Linked DNA regions of Homo sapiens: all the other regions are linked to region 3. The links are chromatin contacts, found by Hi-C or POLR2A ChIA-PET in ENCODE. All regions are on one chromosome and are shown on one strand. The core of a region is the stretch at or near the end of the contact, and the rest is flanking DNA. Distances in the headings are between cores, read along the strand shown.

Region 1 (4,989 bases), core at 429-2,928, 510 kb before region 3:
GCAAACTGCAACTCTTACTCTGGTCTCATCCTACTCCTAAGTAGGATAAAAAATAATAAGCTGAATAAACAATTCATCTTATTATTTTTTAAGGCAGGGTCTCACTCCATCACCCAGGCTGGAGTGCAGGGGTGCAATCATGGTCCACTGCGGCCTCGACGTCCTGGGCTCAAACGATAATCCTCCCACCTCAGCCTCCCCAGTAGCTAGGACCACAGGCATGTGCCAAGACGCAGGGCTAATTTTTTTTTTTTTTTTTTTTTTTGAGACAGAGTCTCACTCTGTCTGTTGGCCAGGCTGGAGTGCAGTGGTGCAATCTCGGCTCACTGCAACCTCAGCCTCTCGGACTCAAGCAATTCTCCTGCCTCAGCCTCCCGAGTAGCTGGGATTACAGGCGTGTGCTACCACACGCGGCTAATTTTTGTATTTTTAGTAGAGACAGGGTTTCCACCATGTTGGCCAGGCTGGTCTCAAACTCCTGACCTCAGGTAATCCGCCCGCCTCAGCCTCCCAGAGTGCTGGGATTACAGGTGTAAGCCACCGTGCCCGGCCACGCACGGCTATTTTTTATTTTTTTGTGCATACAGGGTCCCCCTATGTTTCCCAGACTGGTGTGGAATTCCTGGGCTCACACAATCCTCCTTAGCCTCCCAAAGTGCTCAGACTAAAGGTGTAAGCCACTATGCCCTGCCCCGACAATTAAGCTTAGTTCAACCCCGTTATCTCTTCAGGAGCCACAGAGTCTGAGGATATGAAAAGGCAAGAAATTAACTTATTCAACGAATATGTATTGAGACTGTGCTATGTGCCACAACTTCTGCTAGGGCCCCACACTATGATAGGAGGGACCCGCCCAGACATGAGGCTTCACCCACTGTGTGGGCGGCGGTGGGGATGGTCCAGCGGAGGCTGGGGCCCTGAGATCAGATTTGAACGTTACCACTGCTATGGTTTTTGGCCAGTTGTTTCAAAAGCCTTGGACAATCAGCCTAGGCTTCCTAGGCCCATTACAGATCCTCCTCTGACAGGTCCCTAGTGGTCGCTGGCGTGTAAGGAACTGCTAACATTAGCCCTTCAATGTGTCCCAGGGACCAGTAGGCACCTCCTCCTTTATCACGTGGCTATGATATGTTTACATTAACATTCCCCCAGTAGACTGAGATCTCTGATTCTAGTACCTGCACCCAGCGCAGGCCTGGCATTCGGTGGGCGCTCAGTTAATGCCTGGCGAATGAAACCTTTTGCCTCTTCCCTGAAAGCATTCCCTGAGGGCGCACTCGTAAAATGCCCGCTGCATCTGGCCTGGCCCTTTCCCTCCCCGTCGAGTCCATTTTATCCGTCTACCCGCCAAGACAAGGCTGTAGTTTCCGATTGGAGGATTAAGGGCTGCTCTCGGTCGTGCCCTAAAGCTGCAAAAGACTGGTACCCCTGGGCTCCGGCTGACAGCGACCCCGAGCTGGTGACAGCGGCCCAAGGCGACTAACAGCGGGATCTAGCGGAGAAAGGCGCCGCCGCCGTTAAAGGGGGTTGGTCCTGTCCCTAACTTGGGGGCCCCGCCCCGAGATGCGAGGTCTGGAGGGCGCAGCGTTCCAGCACCCACCTCTGCCAGGGCCGTCTCGGCCGCCCTGCTCCGCTGCCCCGGATACGACCAGCGCCGCCATCACCTGCCTGCGCATGTGGTACTAAAAAGACAGCGCTGGAAGAACGCGGAGAGCGCAGACATTGCGATCGATCGCCGATCGGCCAGCGGGGGCGGGGGATACCCGCTGGGCGGGGCCATAAAGGAGGAGATAGGGGCGGGGCTGTAGTGGGCTCCACCCCAGCCCAGAATGCCGGGACTCAGGATTCCCTAGAGGTCCCCGACTATGCAGTTGCCCTTGCCCTGCGACTTAGTCTCCCACTCCTCTCCCCGGCCGGGCACGAGCCTGGCACTCCCGGACCGGTGCTCTCCTATGTGCGAACTCCCTGCACGAACTCTGCAGGCCGAGTCTTGTGAAGGGGACACCCACCAGATGTTCCTTGAGCCCCCCCTGCCAGTCTCCCCTCCTGGTAAGCAGTGGTCGGTCACCCGGCCGCCGTGTGGGGCCACGTTCCCTACCTAGGGGGACTCTACTGTCCGGCAGGACAGAACTCAGGGACCACCAGCCCAGCTCCAAGTTGAGAGTCTTGGTGCAGGTTTGTGGATCGCCCTTATCAGCTTTTTAAATTATTTTTTTTGAGACAGGGTCTTGGTCTGTCGCCCAGGCTGGAGTGCAGTGGTGCGATCATGGTTCACAGCAGTCTCAACCTTCTGGGCTCAATTCATCTTCCTGCCTCAGCCCCCTGAGTACCCGGGACCACAGGCGTACGTTCAGCTAATTTTTTTTTTTTTTTTTTTTTTTTTTTTTAGTAGAGATAAGGTTTCACTATTTTGCTCAGGCTGGTCTTGAACCTCTGGACTCAAGCAATCCTCCCACTTTGGCCTCCCAAAGTGCTGGGATTACAGGCGCGAGCCACTGCACCCAGCCTTTATCACCTTTAGAATCCACTGCGTAGACCCTGTAGAAACTGCCCCTCTGGGGAAGGCCCACAGCCTGAGGGTGCTTTCCTGGGAAGGTGGGCAGTGGAGGACTGTGATGTCTAACCCTTCTGGACCCTGGCCAACCTTTGCCCTGCCCCTCAGGGCTGGTCTTTCTCCTGATCACTGGCCAGAGCCCCAGAGACCCCAAAGAGAAGACAGCCAGTGAGACGGCTTTGACCTGTGGAAGAGCAAAGTACCTGCAGGACTGGCCCTCAGCAGTCTGTCCCGTGGAACAATGGTCTTCCAGGTCTGACGGTCTACCCAGCCCCCTGGCATCCTCCTCCTCTCTCTGCGGTGGTGCTGTGATCACAGCTGGCCCTTTAAGTCAGCTCTGTGTCCTCGGGCTCCCCCAGAGGCCCTCCCTGCTTGGAAACCCCTAATTAAGGTGCAGGGAGAAGTAAAAACAAGCAGCCAGAGACAGGCCCTGCCTGGGAGGCTGCCCAGAGAGGAGGAATGGCTGGACAGGCAGGGAGTGAGCAGCTGAGGGACCATCACCAAGGGTCAGTGCTGTGCCCCCCAGGCCACCGGCACTCTTAGGACAGGTAGCTCTAGACAGAAAAGTGACCAATGTGGGTCCCAGGAACACTCCCCTCAACTCGATAAGCGTCCGGACTAGACCTTCCCATCTCCCCCCAGCTTCTCTGGATCCCCAGGGTGCAAGATCTGAATTCTGGGAGCTCAGCCCCTCCTCTCTCAGGACACTGCTGCCCAGCCTGTGGACAGCCTTAGCTGTGACTGCAGCATGGAGTTTCAAGGGGAAAGGACTGGCTCCAACTGAGCAATGGCTTCTCCCTAGCAGGCGCCATATCCCTTGGGACCTTTCCCTCATCAGAGGTGGGGCCTGTTTGATGGCAAAAGTCCCATCCCTCTAGTAACATTGCCCCGCACCCGCTGTGCCTAATGAGCTGCTCTGGCCCCCATTAGGAAGCCGGATGATGCCTAGGAGAACTGGACATGAAGAACAGATGTGAGAATGCTTCCCCAAGACTCCGTGGTGCAGGACATTGGGGGCTGCCATTCAGCTTGGGCTGAGGGCACCTCCATCTGTCTGTGGGGGTCTCCCTGCCTGAGTTACTCAGCAGTCTGAGTAATTACTGCCTGACAAGAAGGCGGGCACAGTGCACCCCCACAGTACACCACAACACCCGCCTTCACTCGCCCCCACTCCCTGGCTGGACTCCAAGGCAGCACCCAACCCTCCTGAGGCCTGAAATAACTCTGCTTCTCACACTCACGCCCAGCCCCAGCCAACTTTTCCTAAGACGCTAGAGTTTGTGGGCTAGGGGGTCATGGGGAGGCGGCTTGGAGAGGTGGAAGGAGGATTATCCCACATTCAGGCCCTGAGTCAGGCCCACACTTTATCGCTGATCTGTGATGTGACGTTGAGCAAGTTGTTCATCCTCTCTGGGCCTCGGTGTACTTACAGAGGACCTCTCAGGCTCCCAGTGTCAGGGCTAAGGCAGGCAGTGGGGTGAGCACTGCCTTGTAGCTGGTGGCTAAGAGAAGGAATACCTCACCTTCTGTTCTACGCCAAGAGGGACCAATCTTTTTTTGTTCGTGTTTAACTGCTCCTGTGGCCATGGGCAGTGTGCCCAGAGTAGCAGCCATCCATCTTTTTTTATCTTTAAACATTTTTTTGAAATAGAGATGGAGTCTCACACTGTTGCCCAGGCTGGTCTCAAACTCCTGGCCTCAAGCAATCCTCCCACCCCAGCCTTCCAAAGTGGTGAGATTATAGGTGTGAGCCCATGGTCCTCAGGAAGGACCAATCTTATCTATCTTCAGAACAAGGTTACTTCTCACCTTCAAGCATCTACGTGGAATGCCCTTCCCCCTTCTTAGTGTGGTGAACTCAGCCTTCAAGACCTAACTCCAAGGGCACCTCTTCTGTGACTGTTTCCTGATTATCTGGTAGCCCCTGGCAGAGCTAGCAGAGCCCTTTCGCAGTCTTTGTGACTTCTGTCAGTCACACTCTAAGATGGTTTGCGGGTCTTTCTTTTCCCACGACACCTGAAGCTTCTGGAAGTCCAAGCCCAGAGCCTTAGCTCAAATCTGAAGCTTCAGTGCCACCAAATGCAGGTGTGAGTGAATACGTCAGACTGGCCTTCTTTTTTTTTGTTTGTTTTGTTTTTTTGAGACAGTCTCGCTCTGTCACCCAGGCAGGAGTGCAGTGGTGTGATCTCGGCTCATTGCAATCTCCATCTCCTGTGTTCAAGAGATTCTCCCGTAGCCTCCCAAGTAGCTGGGATTACAGGCGCACACCACCACGCTCGGCTAATTTTTGTATTTTTAATAGAGACGGGGTTTCACCTTGGCCAGGCTGGTCTCGAACTCCTGACCTCAAGTGATCTGCTCAGCCTCCCAAAGTGCTGGGATTACAGGTGTGAGCCACCGCGCCCAGCCTGGCCCTTTTTTTTTTTTTTTTTTTG
Region 2 (4,637 bases), core at 1,454-3,953, 540 kb before region 3:
CCGCCCGCGCCGGGCCCGTCCAGGCTGCCAGGGTAGCGCGGCGGCGGCGCCAGGCCGAGCGGGGGCCCCCCGGGCGAGACGGCCGCGTCCCCACCACGCTCTTCGCAGCGCTCGCTGGGGGAGCCGCGCTCCCGGCCCAGCTCGTCGCCATAGCTACCCAGGCCCGGCTCGTGCTTCATCCAGCGATAGAGGAGACTAGGCCCGTCGGGGCGGCCGGGGGGCTCGGGTCCCGGGCTGCCGCTGCCGCCGCGAAATGGGTCGGAAGGCGGTGCGGCCTCCTCCAGCTTCTGGAAGGGCAGCGGCGGCAGCGACGGCAGGGCGAGAGGCGGCTCCTTGTAGGCGGCGGGGCCGGCGCTGGGAGGGCTGTCCGGGCGCGGGGGCAGCTCGCGCTCAGCCAGCGGCCGCTCTGGCGCCGCGGAGCCCGGCGGGCTCTTCTTGGACAGGTCCAGGCCACAAAGAGGGGAGCAGCGGCGCTCCGAGGCACAGAGTGCGGCGGCCGGGCCGGGTCCCGACGCGTACAGCTCGGCGCAGTGCGTGTTGACCGCGGCCTCTGGGCCCGAGGGCGGCTCCGCGGCAGGCGGCGGCGGAGGCCCGACTGGGGACGGGTAGCAGGCCTGGATGACCGGCGTGGCGGCCCGCAGGCCCCGGCCCGGCCGACCATAGGGCGCGTAGCCGCCGCCGCCGCCGCCGCCGCCCCGCAGGTGGCAGTACTTGCCGTGGCGCTTGAGGCGTTTCTTGCACAGCGCCACGAGGTCGGGGATCTGCAGGTAGCTGGCGGCGGCCAGCACGGCGCCCAGGCTCGGCTCAGCCCCCGGGGCCACGGCCGCGGCCGCAGCCGCCTCTGCGCCGTCAGCCAGGCGGCCGGTGTAGATGAAGTCCAGCACCAGGCGGAACACGGCCGGGCTCACCATGTCATGGTCCAGGTTGAGCAGGTTGTCATGCACCACCAGGGACTTGAGGTAGGCGCTGCTGGCCGCCAGCACGTTCTTGTGCGCGCGGAAGAGGGCGTTCTGCACCACGATGATCACGTCGCACAAGAAGCCCTTGGTGCGCTGGTTGTTGAGCTGCAGCAGCAGCTGCCTGGAGTGGCCGGGCGCCTCCATCGTGTCCAGCATCGTCTGCCCAGCACACTCTCCTGCGGGGACACACACCGGCCGGGTGAGAGCCGTGCGGCGCCCTGGCCGCCTGGCCCCAGCCCGGCACTTCTCCCCTCCACTTCCCCTTCCCTCAGCTGAGCGGGGGCATCAGCCCTGCGGCCTGGGCACCGGCGAAGGACCGGCTGCCCTCTGGAGTGGGAGCCCAGGCCGGCCCGCCCGGACCAGGAGAAGGAGCAGGAGGTGAGCGGCCGCCGGTGGAGGGGAGGCCAGGGCGGCCTGCACGCCCCAGGGCACCTGGCTGGGTGCTGGGGCTTCCGAGAAGAAAACTGTTCAGGCGCAGTGACCCTTTTGGAGACAGTTACCCGATTTAAGTAAAATGTCCGCTTCAGGAAAAGTCATTCAGGGCGGAGAACTTTACCCAAGTAGGGAGAAAGGGAGCCGAGGAACCAGCGCCTCCCGCCTCGGGAGAAGTTGCCCCAGTTGGGGGAAGTGATACGGAGGAGGGGAGCGCGGTGCCCGCCCTGGCGCCGCCCTGGCCGGGGGCTGTCAACCCTCGGTCGGGGCCCGGGCGGCGGCCGCGCGGGGAGCGGAGGCAGCGGCTGCCGTGGCGGGCAGAGCGCGAAGGCCGGGCCCGGCGCGGGGAGGGCGTTATATCGGGGCAGGAGGCTGAGGCAGGAAGCAGGTGGGGGGGAGGGGGGAGCCACGCAGCTCCCAGGGGAGGGAGGGGGCAGCGCCCCGGGCGGGCACGGCGCACAGCCGGCTGCGGCCCTGACCCGGGCCTGCGCCCCACCCGCGTCCCGGCCTCGGCCTGGGCCCTACACGCGCGGGCCCGGCGCCTCCCTCCGCGGCTCCCCCGGCCCCTTCTCCCCCGGAACTCCGCCGCCCCAAACTTGGGGAAAAGTTTTCCAACTGCAGACAGGGCGGGAGGAGTGCGCCGGCCCCAGGCCCTCGGCTCGCAGCTCTTCCTCGCGGCCCCCAAATCCGGCGGCAGAGCCCGGAGCCGAGCCCTGAGCTCCCCTGCCCGCTGCTCGCCCGCCCGACCCCGTTCCCCTCCTGGCCCGCGGGGCCCCGCGGCCCGTTACCTGCGGTCCCGGCGGGCCGGGCTCCCCTCCCCGCGGCGGTGGCAGCTCTTAGCCGATGCCCCACCCGCCGCTGCCAGGCCCCGAGCTGTGCCAGGGCAGCGCCCCTGCCAGCCCCGCCCGCCAGCTCCCCTTCCCTTCCCTTCCCCTCGCCTCTCCAGCCCATGTGCGGGCAGAGCCGGCCCCGGGCCGCTGACCCCGCCGTGAACCCGGCGCGGAGCCGCGGCCCGGTGGTCCTGAGTCCGAAAGGGACGACACCCGGAGCCCTGAACGCCAGCCGCCAGCCGCGATGGGGCACCCGCGCCAGAAGATGCACCCGAGGCGGCCGACGCACGAGGACCGGGCTGTCCCGGGTCCCCCGTCCCTCCCGGTCCCCGGCTCGAGGACCCACCTGGGGGGCATGTCGAAAGCCCCGGGCCCGGCTGACGGCGGATCCAGGGGGGACGTGGCTGCGCTGCCCTCCGCCCGCCGGGCCCCCGGTCGGTCTGTCCTGCTGGTCCGTCCTCCCCGCGTCCTGGTCGCGTCTCAGCCCCGCCGCGCTTTCCGCACACTCTTATCTGGAGCGGCCCGGGCCGGCGGGCGCTGCTGCGGCTATGGCGCCACCTCGCGGGCGCGCAGGGCTCTGCGCGGCAGGCCGCTGCCTTCCTCCCGCGCACCTGAGCTGGAGGCGCACAGATGCTGAGCCCGCGGGGAGGGGCCCACCCTACCCGCAGGTTCGCCCTCCCACCTGTACCCACCTGGGACCCCGACCCCGGACACGCGAGTCCCAGAAACCCTGGGGCTTTGAGCTGAGCGCTCCCATGTACGTATTTCTAGGCACACAGCCCCAGTTCGGAAAAGTCCTGCCCGCGAGCACGGGACTCGGGTGGTGGGGGAGAGGTTATCCTGCGCAGGAGTAGCCGAGCTCTCCTGGAACTCCCCGTAGACATTACTGTACGGCACTGTCCACTTGGACGCACTCCCCAACACACCCACCCTCACTCAGGCGCATGGATTCGGTGTGCGCGGCATAAACTGATTTGTCCCCAGCCCTATCCAGGCACTGATACTAACAGGCGCTCATGTTTCCAGAAGCACACCCGCCCCTTCCCGCAGCCCTAGCGCTCTGGGATACTCCAGGGGCAGCCACGTAGGGCCCTCCGGGAACCTGGGCAGAGGTGTTACCCACACAGCCCGCCCTGAACTTTCGGGTCTCCTAAAGGAACCCACGACGAGTCATCAGGGCGACTGGAAGTGGCTGGACAGCGCCTCCGGGGGGTCCAAAGAAGTAACCATGGGGCCCTAGAATCCCCCTGTACGCCGTTTTGAAGAATCCCGCGTGGACTTCTTCTCCAACCCACCCGCCCGAAGGAAACAACAGGGGCGCCTGCGGCTGGGACCCCGCAAGGTCCCGCGCCCCACGTGAAGGTCAGGTTTGTGTGGGTGACGTCTCTTCTGGGAGAAAGGGGACCCCGCACTGTCGCGCCGCTGCTCGCAGTACTACTCCGGAAGTGGCCCCGTGCAGCCCCGCCGCGCACCAAGCCTCCTGCGAACGCCGGATCTCCGCGGCCCACGCTCCGCCTCCGCCCCGCACCTCCTGACCCCCGCCCACACACGGCGTGGAGCGGGGGGGGGGGGGGTCCCCGAGAACTCCGCCGCTTCCGATTGGCTGCGCCTCCCTCCACCGCGGAGCGCGAGGGGCTGGGGCGCTGCGTTACCATGGCAACCGGTGAGGTGCGCCCAGATCCTGTCCCTCCGAGGCCTTGGAGAGCTTAGCAACCGCGCTCGCCGCCCCCCGCGCTGTCCTCTGGCCCCCATGGCCCCGCCAGAGGTACCGGCTGAGTCACCGGGCGAGGGGCAGCGGGCGCGGCTACCAGCGGCCCCCGAGCGACACCAAGGTCTCGGGCGCCCCCCGGAGGCTCCCTTTGCTGCGCAGGCGACTTCACGGCTTCGGTGCCTGGCGGAGGCTTCGGTCCAAACGAGTCCGCCTGATTCCCGCCGCTGCCTGAGTCCGCCCCATGTTCTGGATCCATCTTACCCACTCCCTCTCCCATGTCTCCCCATAGCATCCTCACTTTAGAAGCAGTGAGGTCCCAAAGAGGAAAACGGAGGCCTCCGGAGCTGCCGGTCTCTAGGGAAGGCGGACCCCGACATCTCGCCCGAGGGACGTGCTGCGGCCTGAGGTGGAAGTTACGGAGTGTTGAGGGGAGGTGGAGAGGCTCCTCATAAGTGCTCCTAGAGCTGGGCTTTGACGGATGAATAGGAGTTCTTCTACCGAGCAGGAAGGCATTTGTGAATAACAGAATCCCTGGAACAAAGGCTAGCGGCAAGAAAACTGGAGCTCTAGTAGGCCAAATCCAGACTATGCAGGGCCTCTCTGACCCCATCTCTTTTATCTTTTCTCTTTTTGATAGAGTCAGATCCCCCACCCCCGACTTCCAAAGAGCCCCTCCGCCCCATGTATCTTGTGCAGTGGAGTCTG
Region 3 (5,029 bases), core at 991-3,490:
GAAGAGGCATTCCTACTGGAGAAAAATGTCAGTGTTTTCCTATAAGCTCTGTGTTAGCTATTCATTATATTTGTGCTTAAAGATGTTCCTTCATTCATCAACTAGGGGAAGTCCAGATGCGGGTTATCTTGAAAGAAACAAACTGACATTCTAGGCAGACAGTTGTCTATGTGGTCTGAGGGTCAGCAGCTGTTAGTCTCCTTCCTTTGGCTCTTGAGACCCACACATATCACTTTAGCCCTAACAAGGGCTCCTCCCACCTCCACCTGTTGCCCCAGTTGAAAAGCATCCATTATGAGCTGAGGTCAGCCTGGATCTGGAATTGCAGCCCACATAAACATAAAGGAGGATGTCCCTGGTCTGTTCCATCCCCACGGATGGTGTTGCTGCTGGGCAACAGTGTTGGCTTCTTTTAAGTACCCCCTTTCCTCCTCACCCACCTCCAAACTGACTAGCACTCAGAGGGACTTATGATAAAGGTTCAGCTCCAGGGGTAGTACCTGAGTGTGTGCCATGCCCCTTCAGACCAGCTGCTTCCATCAGAATTCCAGGGTCACAGCCCCAACAGAAGCAGCAGTGCCTCTGTAGGAGGGGTGCTGGGCTCTGGCCTTCTCATGCAGAGAGGTCCGGGACAGGGTCAGTATCGTGGGCATGTGTATAGCTTCCCAAGTTCTTTTACAGTCCCTGCTGGGACTCCCTGACTTACTTTGGTTGGTTCCTAGTGCTACTTGTTTTACAAACTACACTTTGTAGAATTGATTAGATTACCTTGTTTATTTAATGTGAGTTTGTGCCTTTTTGTCTCAATCTTCCAATACAGGTATATTGAGAAAAAAAGCAGTCTAATAAAATCCTAGACAGAACTTTCTGGAGTCCAGTTTGGTGATGTCCATTTTCCAGCTGTATGTATCCTCAAACTTGCACTGATAACCGCCATTTTACCAGGGCAGGATTAGGAAGAGGTACAAAGGTGTGTCTGAAAATTTTTGCACGTGGATTTCTGCATATAATAGTCCCGTGTCAGTTTACTTATGCAAACATTGCACATCTGAATTGTAATTCGGCCGTTTCCTACTGACAGGATGTCCTTTTGCTTTTGTCTGCCTCCTCTTCACATCTTCCTCTTTATCCACCCTACCAAACAAGCAAAACATTTATTTAAAGTAGTTTTAGGCCGGGCGCGGTGGCTCACACCTGAAATCGCAGCACTCTGGGAGGCCGAGGCGGGTGGATCAGCTGAGGTCAGGAGTTCGAGACCAGCCTGACCAACATGGCGAAACCCCATCTCGGCTAATTATTATTATTATTTTTTTTTTTTGAAACGAAGTCTCGCTCTGTCGCGCAGGCTGGGGTGCAGTGGCGCAATCTCGGCTCACTGCAACCTCCACCTCCCGGGTTCAGGCGATTCTCCTGCCTCAGCCTCCCGAGTAGCTGGGATTAACAGGCGCGCGCTATCAAGCCCAGCTAGCTTTTGTGTTTTTAGCAGAGACGGGGTTTCACCATGTTAAGGCCAGGCTGGTCTTAAACTCCTGACCTCAAGTGAGCCGCCCGCCTCGGCCTCCCAAAGTGCTGGGATTACAGGCATTGAGCCACCGCGCCCCGGCCTACGTTTCATTTATTGACGGCTAATTCTGTAGGAGTCCAGGAATCCCCAAACGTCCCATATGCAATAGGTAATCCAATAAGTTTGGAGTAGAAGCCTGAAAGTGGGCGTGGAGAACGGAGGCGCTCCCGCAGTAGCAGGAATGGGGAGATTACCTGCAGCCGGGGGGCGGGGGAGACCGGATCCCAGGCAGGACAGTGGCTAGGCTGCGTGTCCCCACCCCCGACCCTCGTTTGACCCCTGGGAGCCGGGGCGAAGACAGCACAAGGACGGAGCCCTCGGATCCCTCACGAGTGGGGCAGAGGCTGCGGCGGCGGCGAAGAGACAACTTCCGCCGGAAGACGGCCCCTGGCGCGGGGCACGCTGGGAGCTGCGGACGGCGGGCGCGGGCTGGGCCGGGTCTAGTGGCGGCCGCACACCTCGCGTCGTCTGGGGCAGTGTTGCGCGTGCGCTGATGACAGGCCCGACACGCCCCTCTTACGTCCGCGAACCCGTCTTCGCTCAGCCTCTCGCAGCTTTGCGCTCGTGGGAGAGTCCCGCCTCCTTCTGCGAACCGCACCACCCAGATCCCGGGGTGCGCGGAGGGCGCGTCTCTGACGGAAGCCGGGGCGGACGGTCGGAGTCCGGAAGAAAAACAGTCCGCGACAGCTAGGCGCGTGAGACCGGCCGCCCGCAGGGCTGCTCTGGCCGGGACCCGCTGGCCGGGAGACGCGAACCTGCCGGACCACCGCGCGGGGACGACGGCGGCCATGAGCTCGCGGAAGCTGAGCGGGCCGAAAGGCAGGAGGCTCAGGTGAGGGCACCCTGGCGGCAGAGGCAGGCCTGCTCGGGGGGATCGGCGCCCCTTGGGCTGCGGGCTGGGGGTGGACAAGGCACCAGACCTCCATGACTGCCTTTGGTTCAGAGGCGCTCTCGCCTTCTCCCACGCCTGTGTCAGGTGGGCTGTGTTGGGCCCGAGCCTCGCGCCCCCTCTAAGCCGAGGCCGCCAAGCTCGTTCCCACTGGGGCGCAGCAGGTGTCCCGGTTGCTTTCTGGAGAGGACAGCCGTGTGGGGTTGTTTGAGGTTAAAGACATAACGAGGCCGTCACCCTTCGGCTCTCGGTTAGAAATCTTTTTCCTACTTTTCATCAGCACATACATCAGGAGGTCTGCCTGATCCCATGGTGAACCCCGGGAATCCGAAATCAGATTGAGATAAGATCCTTTAGGGAAGTGACTTAGCCTGGTCTCTTGCCTGCTCTTTCACGGGGAACAACGCTAATCGCCCACTTAGTCTAAGTCACGATGCTTGGATTTGCTGCTAATCGTCGGATTTGAGAGTGGGAACAAGAAATCCGGACTTTTGCTCTCCATCCTCTTAGAGTGAGTCTGGGAAAAGAAGTCTCTGAGTAAAAGGTCTTTGTTCCTTAAGCCTCTGTCGGACAGCAGGGGGAGATCGTAAACAAATGAAGCTCAAAATCTCAGGCCGAGTGCCTGGGAAGGTGGTTTCTGTATAGTGTTGTTTATGCTAACAGGGAGGGACAGGAAGTTGCTTTAAACTGGCCAAGAATTTCTTGAAGTGCTTTTGAGAACGTCGACCTCTAAGGACGGGGTCTGTTGGAGGAGAGATGTTTTGGCATTAACTGCCCTTTTCTCCCATCCCCCTGTACCCTCTGCCATTCCAGATCTCCAGCTGCTGCAGGTACTCCTCATCGTGTGCCTAGGACTCATGCTAGGCTGTTCCTGGTCTCTGCAGGGTCTGTAGCTCCTGCCCGCTCTGTGCTCCGCACAGTCTGAGGCTTCTTGAAGAGCTGCTGTGACTGACTGTTCCACTAAAGACATCTGTAGGTCTCTCTTTCCTGAGCCTCTGACTGGATCCAGTGTCATTGAGGCCCCTTATCTAGTTTTCTTGCTTCCCTAAGACTTGTAAGCTGAGGTGGAAAATATCCAACTGATGACTTTTCCCCAGAGAGTACTCTTTATTTTTCACGGAATACTACGCAGACATAGAGCATAGACTCTTAAGAGAGATGTCGAGAAACCTGTTACTTAAAAACTCCTTGGCCGGGCGCGGTGGCTCAGGCCTGTAATCCCAGCACTTTGGGAGGCTGAGGCGGGCGGATCACCTGAGAGATCAGGAGTTCAGGACCAGCCTGGCCAACATGGTGAAACCCCGTCTCTACTAAAAATACAAAAGTTAGCCAGATGTGGTGGCACACACCTGTAATCCCAGCTACTTGGGAGGTTGAGGCAGGAGAACTGCTGGAACCTGGGAGGCGGAGGCTGCGATGAGCCGAGATCATCCCAGTCCACTCCAGCCTGGGCAACAGAGTGAGACTCAGTCTCAAAAAAAAAAAAAAAAAAAGTCTCGCTGAAGTGCTTGGCAAAATTGGCTTGCTCCAGGGATCTGCTAGGGAGGAGAGAGGAAGGGAATATGGTGGTGTTATCTCTTTTATTTTTTAAATTCCTCTGCCCTTGTAGTGCTGAGGCCTATCACAAGGTGAAATCTGAATCCCTAGGATCTTCCTGGTGGTCTTAGGAACACTTGGGGTGAGAAGTAGGGATCAGAAGTTGCCGACTGAGCCATAGATGATGACAGAGGGGTGTGGGTGGCTGGAGGAGCTGATGGAATTAATACATTCCTGGCAGTTCAGCCCCCTAACCCTTCGCTAGCCTGACCTGAAATTCTTGGGCTCCCTTTGGCGACTCTGCTATATCAGCAGCACCAGTGCTGCCGGGTGTGGGTGGCTGTGAGCCAGCATGGAGGACCCAGTCCGGGGTGGGGATTTCTTGCTTCAGCAGAGAAAGGTGAGGACGGACAGCTGATGGTTCAGTATCCCCATTCCCTCCACCAGCACAGAAACCCACATTTCCCATCATGAGTGTGGCAGATTGCAGTGACATAAGCAGGCCTAGACCCCGTGCACTATCTTTTTTTTTTTTCTTTTGAGACAGAGTCTCACTCTGTCACCCAGGCTGGAGTGCAGTGGCACAATGTCGGCTCACTGCAACCTCTGCCTCGTGGGTTCAAGCAATTCTCCTGCCTCAGCCTCCAGAGTAGCTGGGATTACAGGCGCCTGCCACCATGCTGGGCTAATTTTTGTACTTTTAGTAGAGACGGGGTTTCACCATGTTGGCCAGGCTTGTCTCGAACTCCCGACCTCAGGTGATCCGCCCACCTCGGCCGCCCAAAGTGCTGTGATGACAACGTGTGAGCCTCTGCGCCCAGCCGACCCCGTGCACTATCTTATCCTCCTTCCTCCATGACTTCCCTCTGCATCCCTTCCGCAGCATACACGTCGTGACTTGGAACGTGGCTTCGGCAGCGCCCCCTCTAGATCTCAGTGACCTGCTTCAGCTGAACAACCGGAACCTCAATCTTGACATATATGTTATTGGGTAGGTATCTGCAGGCTCCTTCGCCCATCCCTGACCAGTCCCAGGTTTC
Region 4 (4,597 bases), core at 1,261-3,760, 820 kb before region 3:
CTGCCTCAGTCTCCCGGGTAGCTGGGATTACAGGCACGCACCACCACCCCTGGCTTATTTTGGTATTTTTAGTAGAGACGGGGTTTCACTATATTGGCCAGGCTGATCTCGAACTCCTGAGCTCAGGTGATCCACCCACCTAGGCCTCCCAACGTGCTGGGATTACAGGCGTGAGGTTATATATATATATATTAGGGAGACGGCATAGAGACTCAAGGTCACACAGAATTAGGTCCAGACTATTCCAAAATGTATGCTTTCCAAACACCAGGCCTCGAAGTCTCCAAAATCAGCACATTTATTTACCAAACAGTCACGGAGTGCCTACAGTATGCCAGGCACTGGATACAAGGCAGTGGACAAAACAGAGGGTCTCCTGCCCTGGTGGAGTTTACTTACCAGGCAGACAACAGCCACAGAGGCAGGCAGGGGAAGGAGGCCCAATGTATTCTAAGCTGCGCTGTGGGTTGGAGCTCTCCAGCTCTCATATGGGAGTGAGTCATTCACATGGTCACTGCCCCCCACCCGAAATGGAAATGGGCTTTTGGGCAGGGTCAAGGTAAACGGAGTTAGTAGAGGGAAGGACTACTTCTCTTTCTGAAGTAGGGGGGCTTCCCTCAAAAGGGAAAAACTTCCGAGTGTTAAAAACCATTCCAAACAAGCCCCTGGTCCCTGGCTAAGGAGGTGGGCGTGGAGGGAGAAACTGAGGTGTGCGGCGCACCCCTCCGGCAGCGATCACTCCGTAGCTGGAGGCACAGCGGACGTCGGACAAGGGGGAGCTCAGCCCGCACGACACCCACTTAGGACGTGGGGAAGCTCGGCCCGCACGACACCCACCTGCGCCGCGGGAGCTCGCGCGGGGCCCCGCCCCCTCCCCTGGCGGCGCGGGCACTGAATGGGCAGCTCCGGATCCAGCCATCCCCGCCATCGCCGCCACCCCTCCCCCGGCCTTGGGCTCCCAGCGCCGCTGCCGTCACTGGGCGGGGAGCTGCGGGGCTGCGAAGCAAACAAGCCGGGAGCGCCGGCCGGGTCCCCCGGGCAGAGGGGCGCTGCCCTCCCCCATCCGAGAAAGGGGAAGGAGGCGCAGCCCGTCCAGGACCCGCCCCGCCCGGCCCAGGTTCGGCCCGGGTGCCCGCGCCGGGGGGTGGGCGCGGACCTTTCTGCCCCCTGGGCCGCGCGGGCCAGGGCGCGAGCCCCCCGGGGTTCTTGACTCGACTTTACCTCCTTCTTCACGTTCCACAGCAGTTTCTCTTTGACTGCGTCCTCTGCGCTGCCCATGGTGTGGCAGGAGGCGGCGCCGAGCGGTCCTCAGAGCCCCCGCGCCCTCGCCGCCTCCGCGCCTCTCGGCTCAGCGCCCCACGCGCAAGGCGGAGCCCCCGCCCGCCGCGCTCCCGGCCCGCCGCCGCCGCCGCCGCCGCAGCCACTGCCCGGTGCTCGGCTCCGCAGCCATCTTCCGAGCCCCGCACAGACGTCAGGCGGCAGGCCCGGCCCCTTCCCACAGCCGGAGGGGGGTTGCGCACAGCGACGGGGGATCGGGGCGGGGAGAGGCCGTGCGCGCCTAGGGGCGGCAGACCCGGGCGCGCGCCACGGGGGTCGCTGTCATGGCAACGCACCCGCTCCCGCATGGAGGGCGCGAAGCCGCATTGTGAGCGCTGGCCCTGGAGCCCGCGGCCCCGCGGCTGAGAGCGAGCCTCGGTCCCGCTGAAGCTCCCCTGACTTCTGCCTGCTCCCTCTCCCGACGGGACGGAAAGGGCCGGGGCTCGGGCATGGGGTCCCCTGCGGTCCGAGCCTGCCCACGGCGAAGCCGGTGCAGCCTGGCCCCGTGACCCCTCTGAATCCCCGTCCGGCCGTCGCCGTGCAGTTGTCAAGTTTCTGGGAAGATTAGTGGGAGCGCAGCCGCCCGAGCCCGACGGCCGGAGGGTCGCGGCCAGTCCCCCTTGCCGGGTCGCCACGTCCCACAAGGTCCTTCCCGGCCGCTCCGTGGGAGGCGGGGCGCAGGTTGGAGTAACAGGGACGGGCTTGAGCTGGTACGGAACCGGGCAAGGTGAGAGAAGTGTCTTCCACGCGATTCCCAAGCCTCGCTAGGGAATCGAGGGAGAAGAAAGGTTGCTCAGAGTGATAAAGAACATGCCGTTGCAAACGGAAGAGCAACGTGCCCGAATCTAGGTGACAGGAAGGGCTTAGGCCTTTTCGGCACGAATGGAGCCTTCCAGTCAACATGCTTCTACGTGATGCAGCTTTATAGCGCAAAAAAATGACAATGCAAGGGGTACAAACAGCCCTGCTAGACCAACAGCCCGAGCCTCGACAGTCTACATCCGGCGCCTTCAAGCCCCCAACCACACACTGCGAAGTGGGAAAAGTTCCCAGCGCGGCTTGGCGAACCCGCTAACACGGCGCTCTCACGAGCTGCTGGAAAAGACCTTCGCGAGAGGGCGCAGGGAGTCCCGCTCCCTGGAGGGCCCGCCCCCTTGGAGGGGACCGGAAGCGCTTGTCCTGGCCCGGAAGCAGTGCTGACTCCGTACACGCGCGCTGCGGCATGGCGGCCCACCGCCCCGGCCCGCTCAAGCAGCAGAATAAAGCTCATAAAGGCGGACGGCATCGGGGTCGGGGATCTGCACAGCGGGACGGCAAGGGTAAGGAGATAACGTAGAAGGAATAAGGGCTATTTGGCCGTTATTAACTCTTTTTCCTCATGCCCAGACTGAGCTTCTGTCTCCCGTCTGGGCTCCACGCGAAAGGCCCTTTCTAAGGTGGGCGGAGAGGAGTCCCTTTTCTTGACCTTGTGGGGCCGATCACACCAGCCCCTTCTAATCTGCCATTCAGGCCGTCTGGCACTGAAAACCCTAAGCAAGAAGGTGAGAAAAGAACTCAGCAGAGTCGACCAGAGGCATCGCGCCAGCCAGCTCCGAAAGCAGAAGAAGGAGGCGGTGAGAGGAGCGGGATTTGGGAGAATGCGGCTTCTCTGGTGTTCTAGGTGGCTAATGCCTCGAAGTGGAAAATGAGACCGGGAGGAGGGTCCAGGGACAGAGCATAGCCCTAGAGCACGTGTCGAGCGTGCAGGTCTAGCATTCTTTGCTTTGGTCAGAATTCCTGCCACCCCGCTGGCATACCTGTGGTCTTTTACTAGAGAGATGCTGGTTTTGGGTAGGGGGAGCATCTGTGGGAGTGGAAATGCAATGCTGGAGTGAAGTACTGAGACACTGAGATGTTCTCGGATATCTTTCTATTTTCAGGTTCTGGCAGAGAAGAGACAGCTGGGTGGCAAGGATGGCCCTCCTCATCAGGTACTGGTGGTGCCCCTGCACAGCAGAATTTCCCTGCCAGAGGCCATGCAGCTGCTTCAAGATAGGGACACTGGAACAGTACACTTGAATGAATTGGGAAACACCCAGAACTTTATGCTGCTGTGCCCCCGCTTGAAACATCGGTGGTTTTTCACCTCAGCAAGGCCAGGTTAGAGTATACACCAATATTTTGTATTATGTTTGAGTAGTGGTATTTTTTTTTTTTTTTTTTAGAATAATGTGCTGGTGCCAACCACCTCTTCTTACTGTGTCTTCTATCTGCAGGGGATCTGCACGTTGTGTTAGACATGGCTAAAGTAGCTGATACCATCCTGTTCCTCCTTGATCCACTAGAAGGCTGGGACAGCACCGGTGATTACTGTCTTTCCTGCCTCTTTGCTCAGGGCCTTCCGACCTATAGTAAGTGAGTTAGCATTTATTGTGCACCTTTAATTTGTCAGGCACTATGCCTGGTATTTGATACAGGAATACAACTGATGGATCATATTCAGCTGGTGGTGGGATGTACACATATGGATTAAACTTGATCCATTGTTTACAGATTATCACTCAGGGTGTCTTTTTGTTTTTGGCTGTCCTTTGCCCAGAGAAACAAGGATATGAAGTTTGATTTCACTGTGAAATTCCTTCAGGGTAGTTCAGTGTTGGGCTTCCCAGTGATCTCTGGGCTTGCAACTGAGCTATTAGGTTGTTTGTGAACTGCAGAGGGATTTTTATGTAATGAAGCAGTAGGTCATGAAGCGTTTTCTCTTTCGCTTACAGCACTAGCTGTCCAGGGGATTTCTGGCCTCCCACTGAAGAAACAAATAGATACCAGGAAGAAGCTAAGTAAAGCAGTGGAGAAGCGCTTTCCGCATGACAAACTCCTCTTGTTAGACACTCAACAGGAGGCAGGGATGCTGCTTAGGCAGTTGGCTAACCAGAAGCAACAGCATCTTGCTTTTCGAGATCGGCGGGCCTACCTATTTGCCCATGCTGTTGATTTTGTTCCTAGTGAAGAGAATAACTTGGTGGGCACCTTGAAAATTTCAGGCTATGTTCGAGGGCAGACTCTGAATGTCAATAGGTTGCTGCATATCGTTGGATATGGTGATTTCCAGATGAAACAGATAGATGCCCCCGGAGACCCTTTCCCTTTAAATCCTAGAGGAATTAAACCCCAAAAGGACCCAGACATGGCAATGGAGGTAAGACTGATATTCTTAATTCATGTTCATATGAAAGTTGGCACAGGAAGGAAACTTAAATTCAGAGAAGATAGTCTGTACACTTAGGTGAATGAGGAGACT

Evidence for each region. A loop is a pair of places that touch in the nucleus more often than their neighbours do. ChIA-PET counts read pairs that join two places held with the same protein, here RNA polymerase II (POLR2A). Pooled maps may share reads with other maps.
Region 1: a loop to region 3 is called in a pooled map, with 7 times the contacts of the local background. The contact joins the promoter of DPH1 here to the promoter of INPP5K in region 3. A Hi-C loop is called at or near these places in 1 of 168 maps with a recorded cell type or tissue (naive thymus-derived CD4-positive, alpha-beta T cell) and 8 of 50 pooled maps. POLR2A ChIA-PET finds 5 or more read pairs at or near these places in 2 of 52 experiments (CD4-positive, alpha-beta T cell and HEK293).
Region 2: a loop to region 3 is called in a pooled map, with 4 times the contacts of the local background. The contact joins the promoter of HIC1 here to the promoter of INPP5K in region 3. A Hi-C loop is called at or near these places in 1 of 168 maps with a recorded cell type or tissue (naive thymus-derived CD4-positive, alpha-beta T cell) and 6 of 50 pooled maps. POLR2A ChIA-PET finds 5 or more read pairs at or near these places in 1 of 52 experiments (MCF 10A).
Region 4: a loop to region 3 is called in a pooled map, with 8 times the contacts of the local background. The contact joins the promoter of TSR1 here to the promoter of INPP5K in region 3. A Hi-C loop is called at or near these places in 6 of 50 pooled maps.

Annotation. Positions count from the first base shown.
Region 1 is chr17:2,026,842-2,031,830 of GRCh38, reverse strand. It overlaps DPH1 (diphthamide biosynthesis 1), which reads right to left and starts at 1,678. Exons shown (of 13, transcript NM_001383.6): 1 at 1,601-1,678. The coding sequence starts at 1,661. RefSeq lists enhancers at 747-1,338, 1,339-1,930.
Region 2 is chr17:2,053,169-2,057,805 of GRCh38, reverse strand. It overlaps HIC1 (HIC ZBTB transcriptional repressor 1), which reads right to left and starts at 2,703. Exons shown (of 2, transcript NM_006497.4): 1 at 2,568-2,703; 2 at 1-1,135. The coding sequence starts at 1,115. RefSeq lists silencers at 1,610-1,729, 1,780-2,189, 2,230-2,279, 2,420-2,919, 3,670-4,139 and 4 more.
Region 3 is chr17:1,513,823-1,518,851 of GRCh38, reverse strand. It overlaps INPP5K (inositol polyphosphate-5-phosphatase K), which reads left to right and starts at 2,240. Exons shown (of 12, transcript NM_016532.4): 1 at 2,240-2,396; 2 at 4,873-4,980. The coding sequence starts at 2,353. It overlaps PITPNA (phosphatidylinositol transfer protein alpha), which reads left to right. Exons shown (of 12, transcript NM_006224.4): 12 at 1-1,134. It overlaps PITPNA-AS1 (PITPNA antisense RNA 1), which reads right to left and starts at 1,933. Exons shown (of 2, transcript NR_028514.1): 1 at 1,759-1,933; 2 at 756-1,134. RefSeq lists a silencer at 1,855-2,154.
Region 4 is chr17:2,334,370-2,338,966 of GRCh38, reverse strand. TSR1 (TSR1 ribosome maturation factor) reads left to right here and starts at 2,510. Exons shown (of 15, transcript NM_018128.5): 1 at 2,510-2,636; 2 at 2,827-2,930; 3 at 3,237-3,456; 4 at 3,573-3,707; 5 at 4,071-4,495. The coding sequence starts at 2,540. SGSM2 (small G protein signaling modulator 2) reads right to left here and starts at 1,466. Exons shown (of 24, transcript NM_014853.3): 1 at 1,222-1,466. The coding sequence starts at 1,278. RefSeq lists silencers at 783-1,092, 1,123-1,222, 1,323-1,432, 1,533-1,842, 1,873-2,002 and an enhancer at 2,233-2,342.